Linked DNA regions of Mus musculus: region 2 is linked to region 1. Evidence: chromatin loops called from intact Hi-C (ENCODE). Cell type or tissue: left cerebral cortex. All regions are shown on one strand.

What was found. Hi-C counts contacts between places; a loop is a spot of excess contacts. Peaks named below come from ENCODE experiments on the same cell type or tissue, not always from the same donor. Only the 100,000 strongest peaks of a DNase experiment are listed, where the experiment ranks them.
Region 2: it touches region 1 in a loop (2.3-fold over the local background); 3 of 42 quality-filtered maps call a loop at or near these places.

Annotation. Positions count from the first base shown.
Region 1 is chr1:42,349,095-42,357,094 of GRCm38, forward strand. It overlaps Gm46088 (a long non-coding RNA gene), which reads right to left and starts at 1,846. Exons shown (of 3, transcript XR_001778901.1): 1 at 1,776-1,846; 2 at 997-1,091. In left cerebral cortex, no CTCF peak of the experiment used is centred here; DNase peaks (open chromatin) are centred at 3,029 and 4,189; H3K4me3 peaks cover 454 bases.
Region 2 is chr1:42,297,351-42,305,350 of GRCm38, forward strand. It overlaps Gm28175 (a long non-coding RNA gene), which reads left to right. Exons shown (of 4, transcript XR_865384.2): 4 at 4,505-8,000. Among named protein-coding and RNA genes, the nearest start is that of Gm28175, 43 kb to the left of the region's middle. In left cerebral cortex, no CTCF peak of the experiment used is centred here; DNase peaks (open chromatin) are centred at 4,328, 5,602, 6,246 and 6,530.

The DNA of each region.
Region 1 (8,000 bases):
ATTCTGTTGCTGAAGACAATGAAAAGGATTTCACTCCTTCTACATAAGGGAAGGATGCTGTAGAAGGTGCCAGGTCTTGGAAAGTAGAAAATGACAAAGAACTTTGGCAAACTACCCAGAAGCATTCGGTGCTGTGCCTGACAATATAGAGAGTCAAATCAAGAAGAGGGGACTGGAACTGGCAGGTACCACAGAGTGATAAGCAGAAGGCAGTTTTGGGAAGCCAACTTTGTTGTTTTTCTATTGCCACCACACGAGAATATATCTAACTGGCTAATTTTTAAAGTACAAGGGTTTATCTAACTCACAGTTCTGGAAGCTGGGAAACTCAAGAACACGGTGATAGTGTTTGCTTGGCATCTGGCGAGGGCTTCCATTGCCATGTCTTAGCATGGCAGAGCAGATCATATAGAAAACCAAAACAAGTACGTAGCTGGGTCTTCCAGTTTCCAGTATTTACAAAGCCATTAGAGTCATCATCCAGATTCCAACCGCATGAACTCAGCTAAGCCCAGTTGCCTCTATGCAACCCTGTAAGGCTACACATCAAGCCATAGCTGTCTCATAATGCAAGTCTGGGATGAGTGACCAAAGAAAGATTCCCTAGAAATGACAGAGTCTGCAGACTCTAGTTGGTGGCATCTAGTTCATTTCCTGGATCTCCAGTTCTTATCGTTGATGTCTGGGTTTTAGGCTGACAGTCTCCCTGTGTCATCAAGGGGTAGTGGGAACTTCCCAAGTGGACCAGATAATAAACAAAGGATTTCCATTGAGGTGAGGTTCCACTGAGAGTCCAGCCAGCATCAGGCCTCCTGGGTCTGAAATTTATAACGAGTTTGTACAAAGGTGACTAAATGATATCATATTTCTCTGGCTCTGCGGTGATGCCTGTCAGCCACCCTGTGACTGTAGATGCTTGCATAGCAGTCTACAAGACAAGCAGACATGATGGTGCATGCTAAGGAAACAGGAGTTATGAATGATAGGTGCACTTACCTACCACCTCTGGACCTCCACAGTGCTGGGGCTGGCCAGGTCATCATAAGCCCTAAGGATCTTCCCTGTGGTGGCTGTGATAAATTCTTCCTAGACTAAAGATAGAAAATGCAATTGTTCTGGCTATAATCTAATCTGAATCTAATAAAGAAAAACCAAGTCAAGGGGGTGGTAAATATTTAAATGTAAGTCATATTTAGCTATTTCAAAGCAAGCAATGTGCTAGCAAAACATTTCCTATGTGTGCTTTAATTAAGCAAAGATGTGGGGCGGCTGTAAACACGGTATCCTACAATCCACTTTCACGCCAATAAACAGAACAGCTCTTATTAGCCACATTGCCTGAGTCAAGAAGCAGCAGTTTCACATCAATGAATTTGACTGTTAAGAACAAAGTGTTTCAAACTTCAAAATTGTCATTCAGGAGAGATTTTTGAGTAGTCTTTTAAAAATTGGCAGTTGTCATTTAATATATGATGTGATCTAAAGCGTATTATTTTTTAATGTCACCTAGGAGATCTCAACAGCTTCATGACAGTCTTAAGCTTTGATATAATTGTCTAAATTGATGGAACACCTTTTATTAACTGATGGAGGTGCATCCTGCCCTTTCAGAAGTCAAATAAACAGGTGAGATTATTCAGTTCTAAGAGTTCTCAATTCTTTTGTCTCATCTTTTTCCCCTTTCTTTGAACCCTTCCCAAACTCTCTGATAGAAATGATAGAAAAATGGCATTGCTTTAAAAGATAAGAAGCATCCAAAGTACTTTCTCTCTGACCTTTGTAGTCTTCAGGACAGGCAGATTCTGATGGCAAACCAGTTGAAGATTCTCCAGAAGGGAAACATGCACTGTTCATAAATAAGGAAACGTGTTACCCCCCATATCTGCTCAGGAAACAATTGAACCAAAATAATACATTGGGTGTCTGAGAACTACTGAGATAAAGCAGAGGAAAGTGTGGGAATTTCTCAGAGTACATTCTATGTAGGTTTGCAAGAGTACTTTTACAAAGTTGAGTCTTAGAACAAATCTCATGGGCTTCAAGGACACTTGGTAGCCTTCTGATACAAGCCACCCGTGGATGCTGGTGAGCTTAACATACTAAGTCTCTCAAAAAGAATTCTTGGGAATGTGAGTGGCAACGAGTTACAATCAAAAACTTGTATGACAGGTTGATGATGCTTAAATCTCTCGAGATTGGCTCTTAGTGAATGGAAGTGCGCAGATTCTGTCCCCAGCTCATTCTAAACTCAAATCTGAATGCGCTCATTTAAATTGTCACCAGGGGCAGTGGTAAGTATTAGTTAGTGAGAGCCATCATCTAAAATACACATTCTACACGTGTCCCGACATCCAGCAGCGTGACAAGGATAGTGAACAGTTTAGGTTCATTCTTGAGAAAATGCAAACTACACATCACTGAAAGGCAAACTCTCAATGAAGCATCTTCATTGGTACCAAAAAAAAAAAAAAAAAAAAAAAAAAAAAAGTGGGTCCCGCTTCCACACTGTTTCCCACAGAACTACCACAGGGGGAAGATGCCAGCACATGAGAGCCATAGCAAAGGAAGCACAGAGTAATAAATAATAAGATTCATTAAGAAAAAACAATAGAATGGGAAGCAGCAGTCATTGGCTCCAGATTCTTAACTCTTCAGTCTGCTCGTCCACAATAAGCTTTGTGGTGTGCCGCAGATTTTAATAGTCTAACAATCTTTTTCTTCTATTTTTTTTTAATTCCTTTTCTTAAAAAGATGGTTGGTTGGCTTTGAATGCTGGAATATGCAAAGCCATATGAAACACTGGCCATTTCTTTGTGTTTGGGTGTACATTTCTGTATGTCATGATATTTCCACACGCACTGCCTTCCTGGCATGAAAATGTTTATTGCGCTCATTAGCTAAGAGGGTATCGGCACTGGTCCAATGAACACAGATCTGCCTTCTGATTTCAGCCATTAAATTGCAATGGGATTCACAAGCTTAACATTGTGGGTGTGAGAATAATAAAATGGAACTCCATCTTTAGCCCAGTTACCATGGATGCAGTTAAAGGTCATGGTGGCAGCTGCTAACTAGTTGCCTTTTGAGCAATGTTCCCCTCTGCTGTGCATTTTTTTTTTCCAGCACTTCCCTAGCTATAAGTCAGTCGTGGAATACCTTCACTACTTTAGTGGCACACTAACCTCCTCTTTAAGACAATGAACTTCTGTTTTTCCAGACAACCTTTGCCAGGGCCCTCCACTTTTATTTACATAATACAGGAAGGCTACGGAATCAAAAAGTAAAAGCCTCAATAGAAATACACGTGGCTCTTGCTGTGGCATCCTGAATTACTTTCTTATTTTCTCCACACCGCTCTACATTCCCCAACCCGAAGAAAACAGTGTATTGTAAATTCCCATCTCCGTTTAAACTGGTAATGGGTTCAGCCACTGATGCATTCATTGCGAGAGACATCAACTTCTTCATTCGGCCCCAAGTCCTAGGAGTTAATTCCGTGTACTGCATGAGGTGTCAGGGTAATTACTGCTGATCAGCCCTATTTCTTTGCACTGCCTGGCTTCTCGCCCCCCTCCCCACTACAAACGCAGTGCCGCTCCCCCCCCCTCGCCCCCCATCACAGACGCATCACCACAGCACTGCAACGCTTAAGTTCAGCCAAGCTTCTTAATCCAAAAGGTTTGGACAATGTTGGATTTGCAAAGAGAAGCGAGGGAGAGGAGGAAAATTAAAGGTAGCCAAGCAAAATAAAGTACACGGCAAGAAACGGAAAGCAATACAGAATATTCCTGATGTCAACACTTCATTTCAATAGATTCTAAAACTCTTGGGATTTTTTTCTTTTCCCCAGAGCCTTGCCTCAAGCAACCTCACTACAAGCTCACTACAGGGCCGTGTTTTGAAATATTTGAGAGGGTACATTGCCTAAAAAGAAACATTTTGGGAAAACTTACTGGGTTTTGTTGTTGTTGCTGTTGTTGTTCTTGCTGTTATTCTGTTTAGCTGTGCCATAGCTATGTGTAGCTGTGTAAGCCAGAATACAAAGAAATTTACTGAAAAAAAAAATGTTGTGCTTCTCTATTTTAAACATACATTTATATAACGTGTCATTTCATAAAAATAAATTAAGTATTATATGAGCCAAATGTTTCAATTCCACACAAGAGTGGTTTCTAGGACTCTTGGCAGGGTGCCACGATATTCGTTTTTATTTCAAACACAATGTGAAGTCTTTAATTTTAACATACTTGGTAACTATAGTGGTTAGAAGGCATTTGCTGTACTAATTCACCCGCATCCTCTCCTGATTCTGCAGAGGATTCACTCCGGAACAGAAAAATACGTTGATGAAAAAAATTACTATTAATTTTGAAACCAGACACCGGGACGTGATGCCCCAAATTTGTGACTCTGTTTTTGGTCCCTGGCTTCTGAGTTCAATAACATCCAACTATTAATACAGAGGGTGGATGATATCAGGTCCACTGCCACCCGAGGCCAATTTCCAGCTTGGATCCTTGCTTTATAGCTGAGACAAGAAAGGTTCCCCTTGGGCCAATGACGGGAGCCTTTCCGTGTCTGCCCAATTTGATAGCAGCCAGGTCCTGGGCCAAATTCACACACAACTCCTTCCTTCTCTGCAGTCACACTGGCCAAGAGTCAAAACTGGACATAGACAAGGAAACCGGAAAGACCTAGACCCCCTCGAATCTGCCATACCCCCGCTAGAAATGGGCAAGGCTGATCCTAGTAAGAGGGGACAGTGTGGTATTGACAAGTCCATACGTGAATCCACACATGCCCAGAAATGGTCCTGGGCTTCCAGTGACCTCAGTGGCAGAGTAATATTTTTTCATTAAAGGGGTTGGGTGGAGGTGGCAGGAGAAAGAAGTGGCTTTCATTTGCTGGGCGGCTGTATTATGGGGACACCACAATAACATGTTTCATGCGATCACAGAGACTTCAGCTCTTCTCTTCCGACGCTACACTTCAAATCAGAGAATTTCTTCCTGTGCCTTGTTTACTGTTGATATTTTCTGGCTGATTGGAGAGGGATGACATTTTGACAATTTACTGTAGCAGTAAGCACTGTACAAACAAAAGGTGCTGATGAGAACTGGAACCCATTATTATGTAAATGACGGCTGAGTAACACAGAATCCATCTCACAGCCACCATCATTGAGACCAGTTTTACTCAATGATAATAATTTTCATGATTGCAGACTTCAGAGTGATCAGAAATACTCTTTAGCTGTTGCATTTATCGACTGCTGGTACTTGACCCTTAATTAAATTCCGAAACTTTTTTATATAATAAAGTAAAATACAGCTGACATTTCTGTTCAAACAAAGAGGCTCAGACACAGAGCGGCCAAATAAGATAAAGGTGTTTCAGACTTACCTCTCTGTATTTATAGTAAACACAATTGCACGGTGTGTTTTGAGAGGGAGCCTAAAGTTTAAAATGCAGATGTGCATTTTCAAGTGATTTCAATTCTGTGCCTGGGCTCTCTGCCTTCCTTAAATGATTCAAAAATCTCTCTGCATGCAGACTCATCCCGGACACGTCATTAAAAAAAAAAAATCTTCTTGAAAGACATTTAAATGAGCTCTGAAAATAAGTTTTGTGCATTCTTTAACTCTTCCATCTTAATATCTGGACAAATCAAAGCTCGTCCTCAAAAGTACACCAGTTAGGAGACACTGTGGCAGTTTAGTGAGCTCTCTGGGTTTGTAAAAGTCTATTCTCACCACAAATTTGTTCTTGTCTTCAAAAGAGAAAGCCAGGGCAAGTTTCAAAATAGTGTTTTGACATTGATAAAGGAAATTGATTGACTTAAACAGATATCTAGCTGAAGCTATGGAGTCCCACACCGGACAGGTATAGGATTATGTATGTATGTATGTATGTATGTATGTACGTATTTATTTATTTATTTATTTATTTATTTATTTATTTATTTATTGTTGGATGGCTGAAGCAAAAGAGCCTTTGGCTAACATGGTCTTAGCCTCTTGAACCTGGGCCAGTGCTCTAAAGCATTGATTTATCTTGGAGTCCCTTCACTGTTTCAGGGCAGTAGGGAAAAATGATCTTCATCGTGAATATGTTAATAAATACAATCCAGCTTAAAGGGGGCAATTGTGTGAGGCAGGCTTTTTTTTTTTTAATATTTCCTTAGATATAACCCTTTCTAAGTAGGCAGCTCACAAAGGCAATGAGCTAAGAAGGTAATTACTTAAGTGCATTTCACGAAGGGTAGAAAGATGATTGTGCCACATTAAATAACAATTGTGTCCTTAATGATGTGTTGGGTTATAATGCAAACATCCCTCCACCCTCAGAGGCTGGTGGACCTTCCTAATGACTCTGGGGGCTCGCATCCTGCGCTACACCAGGCTTTCAGAGCCTATGTAAACATGAAGGGAGAGGTATATTCTTTTTTTGTTTTCAAACTGCACAGCCTACAGCTGCATGCCCATTGACAAATTAGCTATAAATTACTAAACTACTTCACTGGAATGTAAACAGGGCTGCGGCTTCATAGCTTTAAAAAAAAAAAATCAGAAATGGATTAGTCTTTCCAGATACTTCGACTCTGGGATACAAGTTTCTAGCAGGTTCCTTATTGGTTATGTTGATTCATTCTGATTTCAGAAAACCAAGAGAATTGAGGGGCACGGGGGCAGTGTTATTTAAATCTTTTTCTTTTTCTTTTATTGAAGAAAGTATAACTTAGCATTTGGTATGACTCTTGAATAGAAATAGGGGACAGCATGGTAGGACATTAGGTCTCATACACTGTGAGCATCACAACCACGGACTTTATTGTAGGAACAAAGAAGAGAGGCTACTGAACACAGCCATGCCTGTATTGGGCTTCACCTGGCTGCTGCCTCACTTAGGGGACAGCTCTTCAATTTGATGTAAGTTGAAAAAACATTAAAGGCAAATACTCCTCACCTATAACATTCTGCATTCTCCTTAGCTGTGGTTCTAAAAATTGTTTGACCCACAATCTGCAATAATTTCTTTCTGTAGACACACATCTCAGATCTCCACAAGGTCACTCATTTCTCAATGTTAGTGTTTAAAAAAAATGAGTAATAAGGTTTAAATAAAATGCACCAAATGTAATAAACCATTCAAACATTGAGAGGATACTTTGTGTTAAATTGTAATGACTTGATTAGCATTTTTAACCACTGCAGAGAACGAAGATATAGAATATCTGGAACCAGAAACCCTTCTAAAAGTTTACTCGAAATGTGATTTACTATAAGAACTCAAATAAACAAATTTCTTATTTTTATATTTCTTTGTTATCCCCATGGAGTGAAGACTGTTTTACAGTACTAGAAACCTGCTTCAGAGAGACTCCTGGGCCAGAAGGAAGCCCACGCTGGATGCTTCATGTCATACCTCATGAATGTTTCCAGTCCAGTTTTGCTAATGCCTTCCCACCTTTAGTCCCTCACCATGAGTGCCTGAGAGGATCCAGGAGCCTGGCTTTGACGATCTGACTCCCAGGTCCACCTTCAGCACGAGAAGTAGCAACAGACCTCTGTGTCTGAGTCCTGGTTCCAACCATGTGAAGCCCAGGTTCGTTATCTCCTCAGCCCCAGCAGAACAAAGAGCGTATACCTCTGCATTGTCTGTCTGCAAACCAAAGCTTATTTTACCACTGGAGTGAAGCTCAAAGGGAGAGACTGACCAGTCAACACCGAAGCCAAGATGTCGCAGTCCACCCTCCTCTCCCCGAAAGGAGCACTACAATGTGATGGTCTCTGTGGTGACTCCTCCCTCAGATAATAATCCTTCCAACCCTCAGGTGGCAGGTGTGTGGATGTCACCTAATTTAATTGCTATAGTGAGCAGTTTGTCTGGGCCCAAATAATTCAGTGTTCCCTGTCCATTTTACAGGCATGGGGAATAAAATGAGTAATGTAAAAATAACCTAAAGCTATGATAGCTAGAAATCGCAGAAACGTCCAAGT
Region 2 (8,000 bases), 52 kb before region 1:
TAGGCAGTTTCTCTTCTCTTCCTTTCCTTTCCTTTCCTTTCCTTTCCTTTCCTTTCCTTTCCTTTCCTTTCCTTTTCTTTTCTTTTAGATAGGGTTTCCCTGTGTAGCCTTGGCTATCCTAGAACTCACTCTGTAGACCAGGCTGGCCTTGAACTCAGAAATCTGCCTGCCTCTGCCTCCCAAGTGCTGGGATTAAAGGCGTGTGCCACCACACCCGGCTTCTTTTTTTTTGTTGTTGTTTGTTTGTTTTAAAAAGTTTATTTTGTTTCACAGATTGGTAAATCCAAAAGCATGGTGTTCTAATTTTATAGGCTTCTGTAACAGGCCTCATGATATTTCAACTCACGGAAGAACATGAAAAGACAGTAAGTGTGCTGGGAAGAAGGAAGGGACAAAGCAGGTTACCCAAACCTGCTCTCAAGACAACTAAGACATCCATGTGGGAGCAGAATTCAGCCCTTTGTGAGAATGGAGTCCCTAATCCAAGCCCCTGGAAGGTTCCTCGACTACATAGAGGACCAGCCTCAGTATGAATTATGTTAGGGATAAACCATCCATAATAGCACCACACTCTAGCTTTCTACCACACAATACAGTTTCTGATAGAAAAACATTAATGAAATTCCAGAAAAAATTAACTACACAAATTAAATACTACAATAATATACGTGGAGATGAATTATGTACACTAAAACTCTTCACGGAATTACCGGTAAGAAGGTATATGTGTGATTCCCTCCCTGTGACCTGAGACATTTCTTTTCTAAGCTTGGCCTATAAATAATAATCATTCAACAAAGTTGAAACTACCATATCCTGCTTTGAGACTTTGAAATGAACTTCTGTCCTTTTAACAATTTGTGCCCAATGTGGCTCAAATAACTTTGCAAGGACATTTCTCAATTTATGTGTTCCTTTAAATATAAAATTATTCTACTTCTGGCCTGTGGTCTTCACTAAGATTAGGTATTTCCAGTCTTTTATTCTGGAATCCTTTGAGATCAGGAAGTCTGCGTTGGGACTAGGAAACTGGTATAAGTCCCCACCAGAGAGACGATTGCACCTCATCTCAGCATGAACGTCTCATGGAAACAGAGAGTATTATCTACACTTGTGAATGGAGGCTTGCCGTTGCAGTTAAAATTTGGGGATTATTTTTAAAATAAGCTATTTTTCAAAGTGTTATATTGATACAATCCATCTTGTACAGCAGGAGAGTACTTTCTCCGATTATGACTTAATGCCAATTCACCTTATTTTAATGAACAGTTGGCAGTTCACAGCATCAAGGTAAACACAAATCTGTAACAAACAACATGACAGGGACTTTTTATGTCATCTTGCTGCTCTCACATTAGAAAGTCGTCTTATGTAAATTGGGATCACTGGAAGTTAGAAGAACATGGCCTGCCACCAGATATTCTGAGGTGAGTTCTGTCTGGAACGGCCCCATCCAGGCCTGTGGGTTGATAGATGGATTCTGTGTGCTGCTGAGGTAATATGTGGGGTGCTTCCAATGCAAAGAGCTAAATGAGTCATTATGAAGTCTTCATTACTGCAGCTTCAACTAATGGCTCAAAGAAAAGATGTGTCAAGGTCTAGAAACTTTGTAGCCAATGAGAGAGCAGAGAAATAATGAGGTAAGCTTGTCCAATCTTTAGGTAGATAAAATTCTAATGAGCTTCAGTAGGGGGTAAGTGCTTAGAGTTCACCTTCATTGGTTCCAGGTGTGGAGAGAGAGAGGAGAGAGGAGAGAGAGAGGGGAGAGAGAGAGAGAGAGAGAGAGAGAGAGAGAGAGAGAGAGAGAGAGAGAGAGAGAGAAGGATTTCATTCCTAGAAAGCATGTTTCTATGTTCTTGTCATGTGCTTGTTTAGACACTACTGAGTGTTATGTTTCTGCAAAACACTTCAGAGTCTGACGGAAGCTGTGCATTCTGTGAGTCGTGAAGCAGTACGCTGAACCCTCTAATAACAGATGTAATAAATGTATTTTGACATGTGTTTAAGAAGCACTTTTTCTCTTGATGCTACAATGTAAAGATGTACAATAGGAAACCCTCAGATGTATAGATACATTTGCATGCAAGGGAAGTGAGTGGAGATATCAAGTGACTACAGGCATCAGACAAGACTTAGTTTAAAACCTCACTGAATCAAGGCATTAAATTCAACATTGGTGATGTCTAGAGAAGTTGCCTACTCAATCCCATGTGCTGTCCCTAGCCATCTATGATGTCTGATGGTGTTAAATTTCTCCTAACATTTAACCTAGATCTGCCCTGTTGCACTCAAAGCTTACTACTTTTTGTTTTGTCTCCATTGACTAGCGATAATAATTGGCCTCCATCCTCTTTGTAATGCCACTTTACAGGGGTAAAATAGTATGTGCCCCTGAGTCTTCTTCCGTGTGAATTGGACGTGTCTAGTCCTCCGAACCTTTCCTTATGAGTCATATATTTTCAACCATTTATCAGAAGTGCCCCTTGTTAGTTAGTTCTTTCTGTGAATGGCAGGATGCCCCAAACCCAGGATCCAGACAAGATATGTCCTCATCAAGCCAAACGGGATTACCGAGCAAGGTTTATTCATGAATGCCCCTTGGCATAGCATAACCAAGGCAGCTCCGTTTTTCTTAGCTGTCTTCTCGCCTAGCTTTTTATTGCATCCTAAACAGCAACCATCACCTGGAGAGACAGATTAATGGCCTTTCTCTGTGAAGCTCTCTCACTCCTCTCAGCAGGCTTGCCCTTCCTGGAATCATTCTGCCAACTGAACCCTTGATTCCTTAACAGGCTTCTTTAAATGAAGCTCTTCTGCTGAGTGGTAAAGTTTCATTTTTCATATTATGGGGTAAAGAAGCCCACCTGATCTCCCTTTCCTTAATTCTTTTTCCTTTTTAAGAGTTGTTTTCAGTTCACAACAAAATGATCAAAAGGCACAATGATTTCCTGTATACCTCCTGTGTACATGTGGATATCTGCATATACATATGTGAATGCCTATGGAAACACACACAACCACAAGCACCCCCACCAAGATGGAAGCCAGTGCCTGGAGTTTGTGTTGAATGCTGTGTTGGTGTTGGCCATTGTGTGGCTTTCAGCAAATGTAAGAGCACGTGCCCACCTTGTTTCACAGAGGGTCACTCAGTTGGCCTAAGAGTCATTCGGAGAGACCATATGCCTTCCTTCCACTAGTGCCAAGAAGCCTCTGATCTCTTAACTAGTACCATGGTTTCTGCTCATCCTGAACTTTATTATATTTGCGGTTATGAATTGTGTAGCCATGTATGAAGATGAACTTTTAGTTCTCAAAAACGACTAAGTTGACATCATTTCAGAATCATCCAGTTTCTGGATCATACTGGAGTTAGTCTTGGTTGTTTTATTTTATTTTTAATTTTTTATCCATCTGGAACAAACTACTCTCTCTCTCTTTCTCTCTCTCTCTCTCTCTCTCTCTCTCTCTCTCTCTCTCCCTCCCTCCCCCTCTCGCTCATTGCCTTTTGATCATACTTTCCTCCTCCTCCCTGACATCTTTCAAAATTGCCCCCTCTTTGCTCTCCAACTTATGTCTTCCCCCCACGCCCCACCCTGCCCCAGAAAGTACAGTTTGTGCTGTCTGTATATTCTTGGCTGTGTGGTTTTTCACTGGAATGTAGTCTACACATCAGAGGCTTAACCCTTAAGGAAAACAGAATCTTCCTCTCTCTCGGCAGCCATCTCATGCTAATGGTTTATGTGTTGAGTTGGGAAAGAATATGAAAGCCTTTCGCGTTACTATTGCTATGGATGCTAATGGGCAATTGTACAGGATGGAAACTCAAAATGTCAATGAGTAAAACATAATGTGAAATGACAAGTATCACCAATAGTGAGTCCCACAAAGCAGACCCAGGACAGACATGCTAGATTGCAGAGCCTGTGAGTGCTTTCAGAAGAATTCTGTAGTCTGTTGGTATTTGCCTCTTTGCATTTATTTAACTGTTGTTTCCTGGTCTTACAAGGCACTATCAGAAAAAAAAATATAAACATTTTAATGACAGATGAAGAAACAGACAAAATCTGAAGATGATAACGATTGTAAGAAGCACTCGTCACTTGACCCCTTCCTGAGCTCAGCCCGTGGATTTCCTAACTCCCCACCCCCCGCCACCTCATGAAATAGACTTTTCTTGCTACTGTTTTTGACACTGCCAGTAACTTCCAGCTTTGTGCAGATTAAGTACAAAAGGTGTTTATGTCTCATAAGTCATGATTTAAATGAACTTTACAAAGTGTTAAAGCCTGAGCTCTACATAATGTATTCTCTTTGCCATCTGTCAAAGAAAAATGGCAATACCCAGAAAAGCATGTGTTAAGTATATCTAACAATCACAGATGTAGTTTAAAAAAATAAAAAGGGAAAAATGAAAATAATTATAATAGGATGAGATATAATCTTTTTTCTCTAAAACTTACGATTAAAATTTGTTACTTTATCATACATTTGCCCTTGAACAAAGAGATGGCAAGGCCTGCTGAGAATCAAGGTCTTCTGGACATGGCACAGCCTTTGTGCTCCTGAACTCATAGCAGCCGTGGTTATCTGCATGAGACACACGTGAGTTCAAGGCAGTCAATGTTTCATCATGGGTAAGGGAGGGGTTGGTTAGGCTCTAACCCTGGCAATAAAAGCTTTGGCCATTGATGGTTACTGAAGGAAGAAAGCTGATTTTACTGTGAGGGTGTATCTGCTGGTAGCTGCCAATGCTCCAGGGGATGGCCCCGTACCCAAGCACATGCAGGCAGCTCTAAATAGACTTAGTAAGGTAAAGAGAATAGGATGTGGAGGTGGAAAGGAGAGGTGTTGGGAGGGGTTCTAAGAGGAGCAAGAGGCAGGATGGCTGGGATTTATGATCAAAATATGTTATATACCTCTATGGAATTCTCAAAGAATAAATTTTGAAAAAGAAAAAATAAACAAGTTGTTTTCAGGGGTATTCTGGATATTCAGAGACAGGTGAAGTCAAGATGAAGTCAAGGTATAAATACTGAGAGGCCTGAGACTTTCTACCTTTCTATCAACCATTCCAAATAGGACTCTGTTTGTGGCTCATTTCAGTGTTAAACAGTTCTATTCCATGGTCTTGGAAAATGGCAAAGCCTCTACTGTCAGCCATAACTCCTAATTTTATGATCTTTCAGCAGTTGCATTTGGGAATTTGAAAACAATATTTGTACACACACACACACACACACACACACACACACCTTACTCTCTTTTTATATAAAAATAAAATGTAAAACTACCAACAGTTATAACCAAATATATAAAGAGTTCCAAGCTTACCCAGCCACAGCCTCCAATTCCATGGAACAGGACAGGCATCCCTTGTATCCATTCTGAACTCCCTACCACAGAATCTGCACGCATCATAAAATGAATGTTTTCAAGGACCTCGCTTTGGAGAAATACTCTGGGCAGCCATAAATAACTGGATATTTTACCTAACGGTTTTAAAGAGTGTCAGTGTATGTAAGATAAAGCAATGTTACAATTAGGATCCAAGCAATTCGTGGCTTTCCAGGGTAACTTTCTCTAGCAAGACATACCACAAGGGAGAGAGGTGAAGAAATATTCACAGCTGCTTAGGAATGTCTGACTCCCTCAATATCTGTGAAATGACTCCAGTCTTGAAGCCAACCCAAAGTCTTAGGCAAATTGTAACACCCCAAAATACCTCTTCTCCCCATCACCTCCTCCTCCTTCTTGTAGTGCTGGAGCCTCAGACACTCTATGCTCTGCCTCTGATCTATATATACCCTCAGTCCCCAAACACACCCTTTAATACAACTTTTCTTTTTAAAAACTAGTACTAATTCCAAGACCATTAAGTGCCCTTCTGTGAGTTTCATGTTGGCAGTTGGGTACAATATTTCTTATGCTTCAAACATACACAAACTCAGAGCATTATATTAATCTAAAATATTAATTTATATACTATATATGATATATATTAAAAACCAGTCCTTTAAAAAATCCCTTTGTTGTTGTTGCTGCTATTTCTTCTGCTAATAGAATACAAAATTCAAAGAACAAACTCTTATCCAAATCCTTAGAAGGCCTGCTCTCACTTGCCTCTAACCACTGCAGCAGTTTTACTCTTCTGCTGTCTTGTAAGACTACTGAGAAATTGGCCAGCCTGTGCTGCAATGTGCCTCATTAGTGAGCTCTCTGCATTCTGTCTCCTTTCCTCACTGGGGAACATTGAAAGCCCAGGTAGTCATTACTGCTCAGACTCTGAGAAAGAGGAGATGGCTCCTCTTCCACCTTCTTACCATACCAGTTAGTTATTCACAGGAAAACTTTGCTTCTTTGGGTCTTTAACGACATGGTACAAATTCAGGTGAGATGTAACAAAAGGGGGTTTCCTTCTGCTGGCTGCTTGTGTGCCTCGTGGTTTCAGTTTTCTAAGCAGTAGAATCTCTTCTGTGCTTGTTTTCTCTCTTCCTTTTCAGATATCTCTGTTCAGCGTGTTGGTGTAACTGAGATAAATGCCAAGCTGGCTCCCTGCTGTGCGTGGTCCGACACCCCTTGGCCATAGAGATTCCAGCTATTTAAGTTTGGAAATGACATTTCTTCACACGTCTTCCAAGATAGCAATGTATGTCAATCACCGGGAGCTCTGCCAATGACAATGCCAATGGATTTGAATTTCCCATTCATGCTAGGGTGAAGGGGCTATCTCTTTGACTTCTCCGACTGGGGCCTTTCATCTCACCCAGGAAAGTTTATTTCCCAAGGAATTTTCTTTGTGGTCTCAAACTTGAATGACCTTCCTTTTATAACCTCTGATATCACCCAGGGTTTTATTGCCAGGAAGTACCTCTTAGTTGACATGCTTAATACTGGGTTCCTGTGATCTATTCTAGGGAACCCCGAAACTTAGAGAGAAAACTGAGGAAAATGATCTGGTTTCCAGGTTTGGGAATACCACTGAACCACTGACCCTTAAGGATACATGGAAAAATAACCTGTAACATTCAAATTCTACAAAATACATTGTGTTCATACAACCGGAAGGTATCTCCATATATCAATATGATTGTGGAGTTTTGTGAAATGCTGTGTGCATCATGGACGCCGAAATACTGTGGATACCTCTCAAATGCATAGCAATTTGTCTCCATGGGTCACTCACAAATATCAGATGGTAATAGGTCAAGTATGAGGGGAGAGAGATAATCTGCACAACAGTCACGTTTCTCTCATATTTGCACACACCTTAGCCTTTAGGTGGCCCGAAGATTTTTTCCACATACGCAGTTTGCAAATGTGGTTTGAAGGGGTGAGCGATGCTATTGTCATCCAAGGGAAGGTAGTTTTAGGAAAAAGCAAGAGATGTGAGCTTGAAGGAACATTCTACCCATCCTTCCTCTTTACCACACCCCAGTGACAAGAAGGATACCTAGTTGGCCTCCCTAGGTACCCTCCTGTCCTGGCAGAATATCTAAGAGCAATGCAGGGCTGCTTCCACCCACCTGACCAGCTCTCACATCGAGGAAGAAAAAGGGACAGCTTATCTAATAACAAGACTTACTGTTCTGAAAGGAACTCCTATTTTTCTCTGCTTGGACCAGGAGAGGCTTGTTGTCCATCCTGGGTGTGGCCATCCTCACCAAGGGCTATGGAAAACGTCTCTGGGAAGTTCCAAACCAATAAGCAAAGATTTGGCAAATCCCTGTGTTCCTCAGACTAATAACGTCTTCAAAAGAGGGACATATTAGTCAACTCTGATAAAATACTTGAGATGATCAACTTAGAAGAAAAAATATTATTTCAGAGCTACTAATGCATGGTGGGTTAACCCTGCTATTTTTTGTAAAGTAACATCTCATAGGAGGGCAGCAGAGCCTAGATCCAAACCTAAGAAATGAGAGGTCCCCTTTAAAGGCACGCCTTCATTGGCCTGAAACCCCTTTCTAGAAGCAGTGGGCTGATGATCCCATTTTCTAACC